2 separate regions of the Mus musculus genome follow, and region 2 is linked to region 1. The links are chromatin loops, found by intact Hi-C in ENCODE. Cell type or tissue: gastrocnemius. All regions are shown on one strand. Links, peaks and the distances in the headings refer to the core of each region. The heading gives the core; the rest is flanking DNA.

Region 1 (5,380 bases), core at 124-5,123:
CCTCTGCCTCCCAAGTGCTGGGATTAAAGGCGTGCACCACCACGCCCGGCTGGGGAATGCTTTGTATTATGTGAGTGTATCTTATTGAAAAAAGTAGATGTCAAATGTTTTTATAGTATTTCCAGGGTTGTTTTTGTTTTTTGAGACAGGGTTTCTCTGTATAGCCCTGGCTGTCCTGGAACTCACTTTGTGGACCAGGCTGGCCTCAAACTCAGAAATCCTCCTGCCTCTGCCTCCTGAGTGCTGGGATCAAAGGTGTGCGCCACCATGCCCGGCATATTTCCAGTTTTATACAAAATTATAATACATAGAGACATACCAACTCATGCATTATACATATGGATAGAGGTACTGTTAAATTTAACTTTAACAACAAATATTTGAATATTTACCAGACATAAAACACATGGAGTAGCTGGGCAGTGGTGGCACACAACAACAACAACAACCAAAAAAACAAACAAACAAACAAAAAAACCAATGGAGTGATAATAGTCTGAGGATATGTGATGGCATTTTCTTTTTTAGGTTGAAAATCGAAGATCAGGTAGTTTCATCATTTTAGCTTCTTCTGTGGGCCTACTTGACTGTTTTAAACACATTAGAGGGTCAGAAGGGAATCAAGCTAAGTACAGAAAGACAAAAACATGCTTTGCGCTGCATTAAAAATAATACAAGAAGCTGGGTGTGGTGGCCCACGCCTTTAATCCCAGCACTCAGGAGGCAGAGGCAGGTGGATTTCTGAGTTCCAGGCCAGCCTGGTCTACAAAGTGAGTTCCAGGACAGCCAGGACTATATAGAGAAACCCTGTCTCGGAAAACCAAAAAACCAAAAAGGAAGGAAGGAAGGAAGGAAGGAAGGAAGGAAGGAAGGAAATGGAATGGAAAGGAAAGGAAAGGAAAGGAAAGGAAAGGAAAGGAAAGGAAAGGAAAGGAAAGAAAGAAAGAAAGAAAGAGAAAGGAAGGAAGGAAGAAAAGAGAAAAAAAGAAAAAAAATACAAAATTTGGGGAGTAACCACAACATTAGCAGTACTCTCTTTTGTGGTATTGTCTAATGATCTGGTTATGATCTTGGTTTCCTTATCATGGCATAGTAGGGATTCACTCACCTTTCAACTTTTACAACACAATTAGCCAAGTTTTACTTAGCATATGAATAAACTGGGCATTGGTGGTAACACCTTTAATCCCAGCACTTGGAGGCAGAGGCCAGCAGATTTCTGAGCACAAGGCCAGCCTGTTCTATAGAGAAAGCCTGTCTTGAAAAAAAAAAAAAAAAAAAAAAAAAGAACCTTTTGAAAGGAATTTTCACATTAAACACACAATAAACATAGACTCAGTGAAACAAAACTAGGAGGGAGGCCCAAGCAAGGATGTTTGAATCTCACTTAGAAGGAGGGATAAAATAGTCATAGGAGGCAGAGGGAAGGGGGAACTGGGTGGGAGAGGGGAAGGGGAGGGGAATGGGGGATTTCAGATCAGGTATGGGGAGAAACAAGGGAGATAGCCAAGAGAATGAATCTGCAGCTAGTTGGGATGGGGGTAGGAGGCATTTCTAGGACATGCCAGGGACCCGGGATGGGGGAGGCTCCCAGGAGTCAATGTGGGTAACCTTAGCTGAGATATATAACACTGGGGATATATAGGAGAGGGCCTGAAGAGGCCACCTCCTATTGCTAAATAGGACCTCTAGTGGAGGGATAAGGACACCAACCCACCCACGTACTTTTGACCCAAAATTTGTCTTGTCTAAAAAAAAAATAAATGGAGGGACAAAGACAGAGCAGCAATTGAGGAAATGGTCTACCAGTAACCAGCCCAACTTGAGACCCATCCCATGTGTAAACCCCAGTCCCTGACACTACCAATTACACTCTGTTATGCTTGTAGAGAGGAGCCTAGCATAACTGTCCTCTGAGAGGCTCCACCAGGCAGCCGACTGAAACAGATACAGAGACACAGAGCCAAACATTGGACAGAATCATCTCACCTGGACCTTTGAGGGGCTCTCAGAAACTGAGCCACCAAGCAAAGGGCCCACACGGGCTAGACAGAAGCCCCCAGCACATATGTAGCACATATGGAGGTCAGTCTCCGTGTGGGGCCTCCAACAACTGAAGTAGAGGCTATCCCTAAAGCTGTAGCTTGTCTGTGGAATCCATTTCCCCAACTGGGCTGCTTTGCCTGGCCTCCGAGGAAGAGGGTATGCCTAACCATGCAGAAATCTGTTGGGCCATGTTGGGGAATACCCAGGGGGCCCCACTCTCTCAGAGAAGGGGAGGATCAGGACTGGGGGCAGTGATAGGGATGAAAAGTGAACAAATAACTCAATGGAAAAAATACTTGCAGGCAAATGCAATGAACTAGAAAGTTAAATTGAATGAGGTAACCCAGACACAGAAAGGCACATATAGCATTTTTTTCCCCACTTGGATGTGGATTTTAACTTAACTTAAAGTGGTTATAAGCCACTTATAAACGTTAGCTATAATCTGTATAACCTCAGCAGTTACATATAGAGTAAGGGGACAGATACTTAGATGCTTCAAGGATAGGGAACTTGTAATAGGTAGTTATAGATGAATGCATGATGACAGGGCTTGAATGAGAAGATCAAGTAGGGAAGGGACAGGTGGACAGGGAGAACAGTAAAAATATGGGGAGAGATAGCTAAAATTGAGGGCTATTTGAGTCATAGCAGGGGAACCTCATATAGTAAAAGCTTCCATGTATGTATATGAAGGTGATCTAAATGAATGGGCTCCTGAATAGTGGGGGAGACAGCCTCAACTGGACATCTCTTGCCACCAGCCGAAGCTTCCAGCACTGAGAACAGCTGACTTCTAACTGAGTTGTTGGCCAAAGAGGTTCTATGGGAACCCCTAAACAACTCAGGATATTGTCAAAACTGTACATTTCCTTCTCTCTCCAGCTTTTATCATAACTAAATCCACTGCCTAGGGGCCAATATCTGATTCTCTAGAATATAAAGACAAAGGAGTACTATAAGGTTAGTCAGCTCAGCAGGCTGAATTATTGGTACTAACTCAGTTGTGGGTGTCATCTGTGGACCCACCACACCCAGGTAAAGAAAGCAACTCATCTAGAACAATAAAGACTTGGCCATCAAAAATCCATCTAGCCAGGCTTGGTGGCACATTCCTTTAATCTACCCCCCTTTTTTAGATTTAGTGTTTCTCTGTGTAGCCCTGGCTGATCTTCAATTCACTTTGTAGAGTAGGCTGTACTAGAACTGAGAGCTCCACCTACCTCTGCTTTACTTTCATTACATGGTTATCAGTCTGTGCATTGAAGACCTTAGGAGGGGTATTTTACTTAAGATTTTGGTAATAAAAACAAATATTGTCTGATCATTGTGGTACATACCTTTAATCCCAGGACTTTGGAGGCAGAGGCAAGTGGATTTAAGCCCAGTTTAAAATCTGATTCCAGGACAGCAGGAGCTACATAAAAGAGAGCCTGTCTCCAAAAACAAACAAACAGTCCCCAACCAAAAAAACAAAACAAAACAAAACAAAACAAAACACAACCAACCAACCAACCATCATATGAAACCATTTAAAGATAAATAAAACCAAAAATTTACACCCACTTTTTATAAAAGTAGTATAATTCTTCCTAGGTTTTGTGTTTCATACTCAAATAATATTGCCATCCAGTGGCATTTAATGTGAAATTTTCTTTCAAAGGCCTGTGTAAAACTTAGCCCAGTGTGTGCTAGTGTTCATTTAAACAACACCCCCTCTCCCTGAACACAAACAAATATATGTTCTCTGCACCTTATGGAGCTTTCTCTAAAACTGACCACATTCTTGGACATAAAGTCAGTCTCAATAGATAGAAGAAATTTGAAATAACTCAGTGTATCCTGTGAGGCCACCACAGAATAAAGCTTGATATCAACAACAAAGAAACAACAGAAAGCTCACAAAAACACATGGAAAATGTACAATTTACTACTGCATGAAGACCAAAGTAAAGAAATTAAAGACCCCATAGAATTGACTAGAAATGCATATACACCATACCCAAAATCATGGGACACGATAAAGGGGGAAGTTCTTTTATTTTTATTTTCCTGAGACAGGGTTTCTCTGTATAGCCCTGGCTTTCCTGGAACTCACTTTGTAGACCAGGCTGGCCTTGAACTCAGAAATCTGCCTGCCTCTGCCTCCCAAGTGCTGGGATTAAAGGTGTGCACCACCACTGCCCTGCTAAAGGGGGACTTTCTAAAGGACAAGGTCACAGGACCAAATGCCTACAAAAACAAACAAACAAACAAACAAACAAACAACTAAAGAGAAGCCAAGGGGTGGAGTCTCACACCTTTAATCCCATCCCTTGAGAGGAAGGTGGGTCTCTGAGTTCAAGTTCAGCCTAGTCTGCAGATCCAATTCCAGGACTGCCAAGGCTACAAAGAGAAACCGTGTTTCTGGAAAACAGAAGCAGACCTAGAGAAATCTTGTACTAGCAACTTAACAGCACACCTAAAAGCTCTAGGACAACCACAGGAAGAAGGAGTACACGGCAAGAAATAAACTGAGGACTGAAATCAATAAATAGAAACAAAGGGAACCCTTCATCAGTTCTTTGAGAAAATCAGCGGGATTGCAAACCCTTATTCAAATTAACTGACAGACCCCAGAGAGAGAACAGGCAGATGAACAAAATCAAAATGAAAGAGGGTGGTGAGGTGGGGAAGTCTCTAAGAAGTGCCAGAGATCTGGGATGGGGAAGGCTCCCAGGAACCAATGCAGGATCAAGCCCCATTTCACTTCCTGGTGCCCCTTTAATAGTTGAATAACACATTTTATATTTTTTCTTTTCTAAATTTGCTATGCTTGTTTTAAGCGCTCGTTGTGAGTCTTAACCAGAGCGCAAAGTCTATACTGGCTATTTTTTAGACTCCCTTTTCAATGCAGCTAATCTGAGTCTTATTCAACTGAATCTCAAACAGACTCTTAAGACTAGGGCAAAAGGCAGTCACATTCCTTCACCAAATATCCCAAGAGCAGCCTCTAGTCCACATACTGACATCCTTCTCCCACAGTTCAAATCACCCTCAGCATCAATGTCTTCCATCTTCCTACTAGAACGGTTCACTAAGCCTAACTTAAAGCACTTCACTACTTTCTACATCCAAAGCCAGCAAGTCAACATTCCCCAACCCAAAACATGATAAAGCCTATCCAGTAACACCCCAGTCCCCAGTACCAACTTCTGCATTAGTTAGGGTTCTCCAGAGTCAGAGAAATCATGGGATGTCTCTATATATGAAGGGGATTTGTTGTCTGCAGTGCATCTAACCCAGAAATGGGCAGCTGTGAATGGGAAACCCCACTTCACGAGAAAAATTTATT
Region 2 (5,380 bases), core at 186-5,185, 260 kb after region 1:
TATTTTAGAATTTAGACAAAGCACAGAATATAAAAAAAGTATCTTGAGCCAGGCAGTGGTGGCTACGCCTTTAATCGGAGCACTTGGGAGACAGAGGGAGGCAGAGGGAGGCAGAGGCAGGAGATTTCTGAGTTCAAGGCCAGCCTGATCTACAAAGAAAGTTCCAGGACAGCTAGGGCTACACAGAGAGACCCTGTCTTAAAAAATGAAGAAGGAAGAGAAGGAGGAGGAGGAGATCTTGAAACTATTTCTCATTATAATACATCAGATCAACTAAAATGTGCATAATAAATTTAAAATTATCTATAACCTTAACCCACATTATACCCCAAGGAAAAAATGCAAATACAAACTGAATCAGGTTTTGCTAAATAGCAAAATACAACTTCTAAGCAAACCCCTGTTTGTATTTAAAAATAGGAACAAAAAAGAAATTTTCTCTTGTAAATTGTGCACTTACCCAAGCAATTATTCCGGTCCCTGCTTAGCAATGCTTGGTAGCAATGCGATACTAGCTCAGCTCTGAGATCAGATCCTCAGAGAGTGAGGTGATAGATCTAGCAGTGTCTGGAGCAAAAGGTTAGAAACACTCCACTTCTGGTCTGGAGAAGAATGAACCTGGTGGGCCCCAGGGATGTACTTAGAGTCTCTAAAGACCACACCCACTTCCTCCCTTTTACTAATGCTTCCAATAGATGAGCTCCCTTAAGTGGGATTATTCTAAATGGATGAGAGATTGAACTAACACCTTGGCCAATCTCCACAAGCAAATCTCCCCCAAGGGATGTCCCAAATCACTATTTAGCTGGGTGTGGTAACAAACCTTTACCCAGAATCCAAGGAATTAGAATGCTGAACTAGGAGGATTTTTTTAGTTCAAGGCCCGCCTAGAATATGCAATGAGAGCTTTTTTTTTTTTTTTTTTTTTTTGTTTTGTTTTGTTTTGTTTTGTTTTGTTTTTCGAGACAGGGTTTCTCTGTATAGGCTGTCCTGGAACTCACTTTGTAGACCAGGCTGGCCTCATACTCAGAAATCTGCCTGCCTCTGCTTCCCATGTGCTGGGATTAAAGGCGTGTGCCACCACGCCCAGCATGAGAGCTTTTCTAAAGAAAAAAATTAGTAATTTTACAATAACTATAACTACATATTGAGCAATATGCTTATCCTTTGGTTTTAATAGCTTAACAAATGATGGCGCCCTTAACTCTGATTCCAGCAAATATCAACATAAATATCTTTTTAGATCTTTGGAGGATTCTTTTACAACTTCTTTTGCTCATATTGATCTCAACTTATACTTCTTCCAAATCTACCCTGCTTACTGACTCAACTTTCTGTTCTAAAAGGGAAAAAATGCACAAATCTCCCTCTATTTACTTTTGGCTGTGTACAGTGACATTAGAGTTCAAAGATGCCTAGCTCCCCACCAGGCTAGTTCACGTTAACCAGACAGAGTCGTGTGTTAATGTTGTGGCTGTGAAATTACAAGGAACCTTCCACATCTCAATCAGGTTTTTGCTTGCTTTGAACCTGGATGATCTGCTTTTAATATATATTTTAGTTAAAATTCCATTGTTTTCCTCTCCCTTCCCTTCTTACAGGTCCTTTATAGAGGCTGCCACCAGAGCTTTGGCTAGGATTTTAGGTAGATTCTCGATGCTCAAAATGTCAGGGTCTGGGTAGTTTTCTCTGCCTCAAATGATTCAGTCAGGAGGGGAAAAAAAATCCTCACAACAAAATTTCCAGCCTCTTGAGTTATACTTAATTCCAGATGTAGTGAAATTACAACCAAGAATACCCATCATAAGGGCTGACCACTTTGTACTGGGTGATCAGTTAGAAAGTTTATCCCTGATACAAGCTAAGTCTCTGTCTAGGTGTCAGAGCTAAGGTCTTCACCTCAGCGGCCATAAAGCAGAGAGGCAGACTACCTGCACTCACTCACTGCCTTTCTTTTATCCCTATGTGCCCAATCTATTGGATGGATGCCCACAGCATGGCGCTTCGCTCTTGTTCTCTGAAAGGCCCTCGTAGACATACTCAAAGGAATATCCTGTTGATTTCCTAGGCACTTCTTTTTTTAAATCATTGAAAATAAATTTTTCTCGTGAAGTGGGGTTTCCCATTCACAGCTGCCCATTTCTGGGTTAGATGCACTGCAGACAACAAATCCCCTTCATATATAGAGACATCCCATGATTTCTCTGACTCTGGAGAGCCCTAACTAATGCAGAAGTTGGTACTGGGGACTGGGGTGTTACTGGATAGGCTTTATCATGTTTTGGGTTGGGGAATGTTGACTTGCTGGCTTTGGATGTAGAAAGTAGTGAAGTGCTTTAAGTTAGGCTTAGTGAACCGTTCTAGTAGGAAGATGGAAGACATTGATGCTGAGGGTGATTTGAACTGTGGGAGAAGGATGTCAGTATGTGGACTAGAGGCTGCTCTTGGGATATTTGGTGAAGGAATGTGGCTGCCTTTGCCATAGTCTTGAGAGTCTGCTTGAGATTCAGTTGAATTAGACTCGGATTAATTGCATTGAAAAGGGAGTCTAAAAAATAGCCAGTATAGACTTTGCCCTCTGGTTAAGACTCACAACGAGCGCTTAAAACAAGCATAGCAAATTTAGAAAAGAAAAAATATAAAATGTGTTATTCAACTATTAAAGGGGCACCAGGAAGTGAAATGGGGCTTGATCCTGCATTGGCTCCTGGGAGCCTTCCCCATCCCAGATCTCTGGCACTTCTTAGAGACTTCCCCACCTCACCACCCTCTTTCATTTTGATTTTGTTCATCTGCCTGTTCTCTCTCTGGGGTCTGTCAGTTAATTTGAATAAGGGTTTGCAATCCCGCTGATTTTCTCAAAGAACTGATGAAGGGTTCCCTTTGTTTCTATTTATTGATTTCAGTCCTCAGTTTATTTCTTGCCGTGTACTCCTTCTTCCTGTGGTTGTCCTAGAGCTTTTAGGTGTGCTGTTAAGTTGCTAGTACAAGATTTCTCTAGGTCTGCTTCTGTTTTCCAGAAACACGGTTTCTCTTTGTAGCCTTGGCAGTCCTGGAATTGGATCTGCAGACTAGGCTGAACTTGAACTCAGAGACCCACCTTCCTCTCAAGGGATGGGATTAAAGGTGTGAGACTCCACCCCTTGGCTTCTCTTTAGTTGTTTGTTTGTTTGTTTGTTTGTTTGTTTTTGTAGGCATTTGGTCCTGTGACCTTGTCCTTTAGAACATTCCGCTTTAGCAGGGCAGTGGTGGTGCACACCTTTAATCCCAGCACTTGGGAGGCAGGCAGATTTCTGAGTTCAAGGCCAGCCTGGTCTACAAAGTGAGTTCCAGGAAAGCCAGGGCTATACAGAGAAACCCTGTCTCAGGAAAATAAAAATAAAAGAACTTCCCCCTTTATCGTGTCCCATGATTTTGGGTATGGTGTATATGCATTTCTAGTCAATTCTATGGGGTCTTTAATTTCTTTACTTTGGTCTTCATGCAGTAGTAAATTGTACAGTTTCCATGTGTTCTGTGAGCTTTCTGTTGTTTTTTTTTTTTGTTGTTGTTGATATCAAGCTTTATTCTGTGGTGGCCTCACAGGATACACTGAGTTATTTCAATTTTCTTCTATCTGTTGAGACTGACTTTATGTCCAAGAATGTGGTCAGTTTTAGAGAAAGTTCCATGAGGTGCAGAGAACATATATTTGTTTGTGTTCAGAGAGAGGGGGTGTTGTTTAAATGAACACTAGCACACACTGGGCTAAGTTTTACTTAGCACACAGGCCTTTGAAAGAAATTTTCACATTAAATGCCACTGGATGGCAATATTATTTGAGTATGAAACACAAAACCTAGGAAGAATTATACTGCTTTTATAAAAAGTGGGTGTAAATTTTTGGTTTTATTTATCTTTAAATGGTTTCATATGATGGTTGGTTGGTTGGTTGTTGTGTTTTGTTTTGTTTTGTTTTGTTTTGTTTTTTTGGTTGGGGACTGTTTGTTTGTTTTTGGAGACAGGCTCTCTTTTATGTAGCTCCTGCTGTCCTGGAATCAGATTTTAAACTGGGCTTAAATCCACTTGTCTCTGCCTCCAAAGTCCTGGGATTAAAGGTATGTACCACAATGATCAGACAATATTTGTTTTTATTACCAAAATCTTAAGTAAAACACCCCTCCTAAGGTCTTAAATGCACAGACTGATAACCATGTAATGAAAGTAAAGCAGAGGCAGGTGGAGCTCTCAGTTCTAGTACAGCCTACTCTACAAAGTGAATTGAAGATCAGCCAGGGCTACACAGAGAAACACTAAATCTAAAACAGGGGGGTAGATTAAAGGAGTGTGCCACCAAGCCTGGCTAGATGGATTTTTGATGACCAAGTCTTTATTGTTCTAGATGAGTTGCTTTCTTTACCTGGCTGTGGTGGGTCCACAGATGAAACCCACAACTGAGTGAGTACCAATAATTCAGCCTGCTGAGCTGACTGACCTTATAGTACTCCTTTGTCTTTATATTCTAGAGAATCAGATATTGGCCCCTGGGCAGTGGATTTAGTTATGGTAAGAGCTGGAGAGAGAAGGAAATGTACAGTTTTGACAATATCCTGAGTTGTTTAGGGGTTCCCATAGAACCTCTTTGGCCAACAACTCAGTTAGAAGTCAGCTGTTCTCAGTGCTGGAAGCTTCGGCTGGTGGCAAGAGATGTCCAGTTGAGGCTGTCTCCCCCACTATTCAGGAGCCCATTCATTTAGATCACCTTCATATATATACATGGAAGCTTTTACTATATGAGGTTCCCCTGCTATGACTCAAATAGCCCTTAATTTTAGCTGTCTCTCCTCATATTTTTACTCCCTGTCCACCTGTCCCTTCCCTACTTGATCTTCTCATTCAAGCCCTGTCATCATGCATTCATCTATAACTACCTATTACAAGTTCCCTTTCCTTGAAGCATCTAAGTATCTGTCCCCTTACTCTATATGTAACTGCTGAGATCATACAGATTATAGGTAACGTTTATAAGTGGCTTATAACCACTTATAAGTTAAGTTAAAATCCACATCCAAGTGGGAAAAAAAAATGCTATATGTGCCTTTCTGTGTCTGGGTTACCTCATTTAATTTAACTTTCTAGTTCATTGCATTTGCCTGCAAGTATTTTTTCCATTGAGTTATTTGTTCACTTTTCATCCCTATCACTGCCCCCAGTCCTGATCCTCCCCTTCTCTGAGAGAGTGGGGCCCCCCTGGGTATCCCCAACATGGCCCAACAGATTTCTGCATGGTTAGGCATACCCTCTCCCTCGGAGGCCAGACAAAGCAGCCCAGTTGGGGAAATGGATTCCACAGACATGCTACAGCTTTAGGGATAGCCTCTGCTTCAGTTGTTGGAGGCCC

What was found. A loop is a pair of places that touch in the nucleus more often than their neighbours do. Peaks named below come from ENCODE experiments on the same cell type or tissue, not always from the same donor. Only the 100,000 strongest peaks of a DNase experiment are listed, where the experiment ranks them.
Region 2: a loop joins it to region 1, with 12 times the contacts of the local background. A loop is called at or near these places in 8 of 42 quality-filtered maps.

Annotation. Positions count from the first base shown.
Region 1 is chr9:88,832,438-88,837,817 of GRCm38, forward strand. No RefSeq gene overlaps it. Among named protein-coding and RNA genes, the nearest start is that of Trim43c, 4.0 kb to the right of the region's middle. In gastrocnemius, for the core only: no CTCF peak of the experiment used is centred there; no DNase peak of the experiment used is centred there.
Region 2 is chr9:89,092,076-89,097,455 of GRCm38, forward strand. Trim43b (tripartite motif-containing 43B) reads right to left here and starts at 760. Exons shown (of 7, transcript NM_001170884.1): 1 at 461-760. In gastrocnemius, for the core only: no CTCF peak of the experiment used is centred there; no DNase peak of the experiment used is centred there.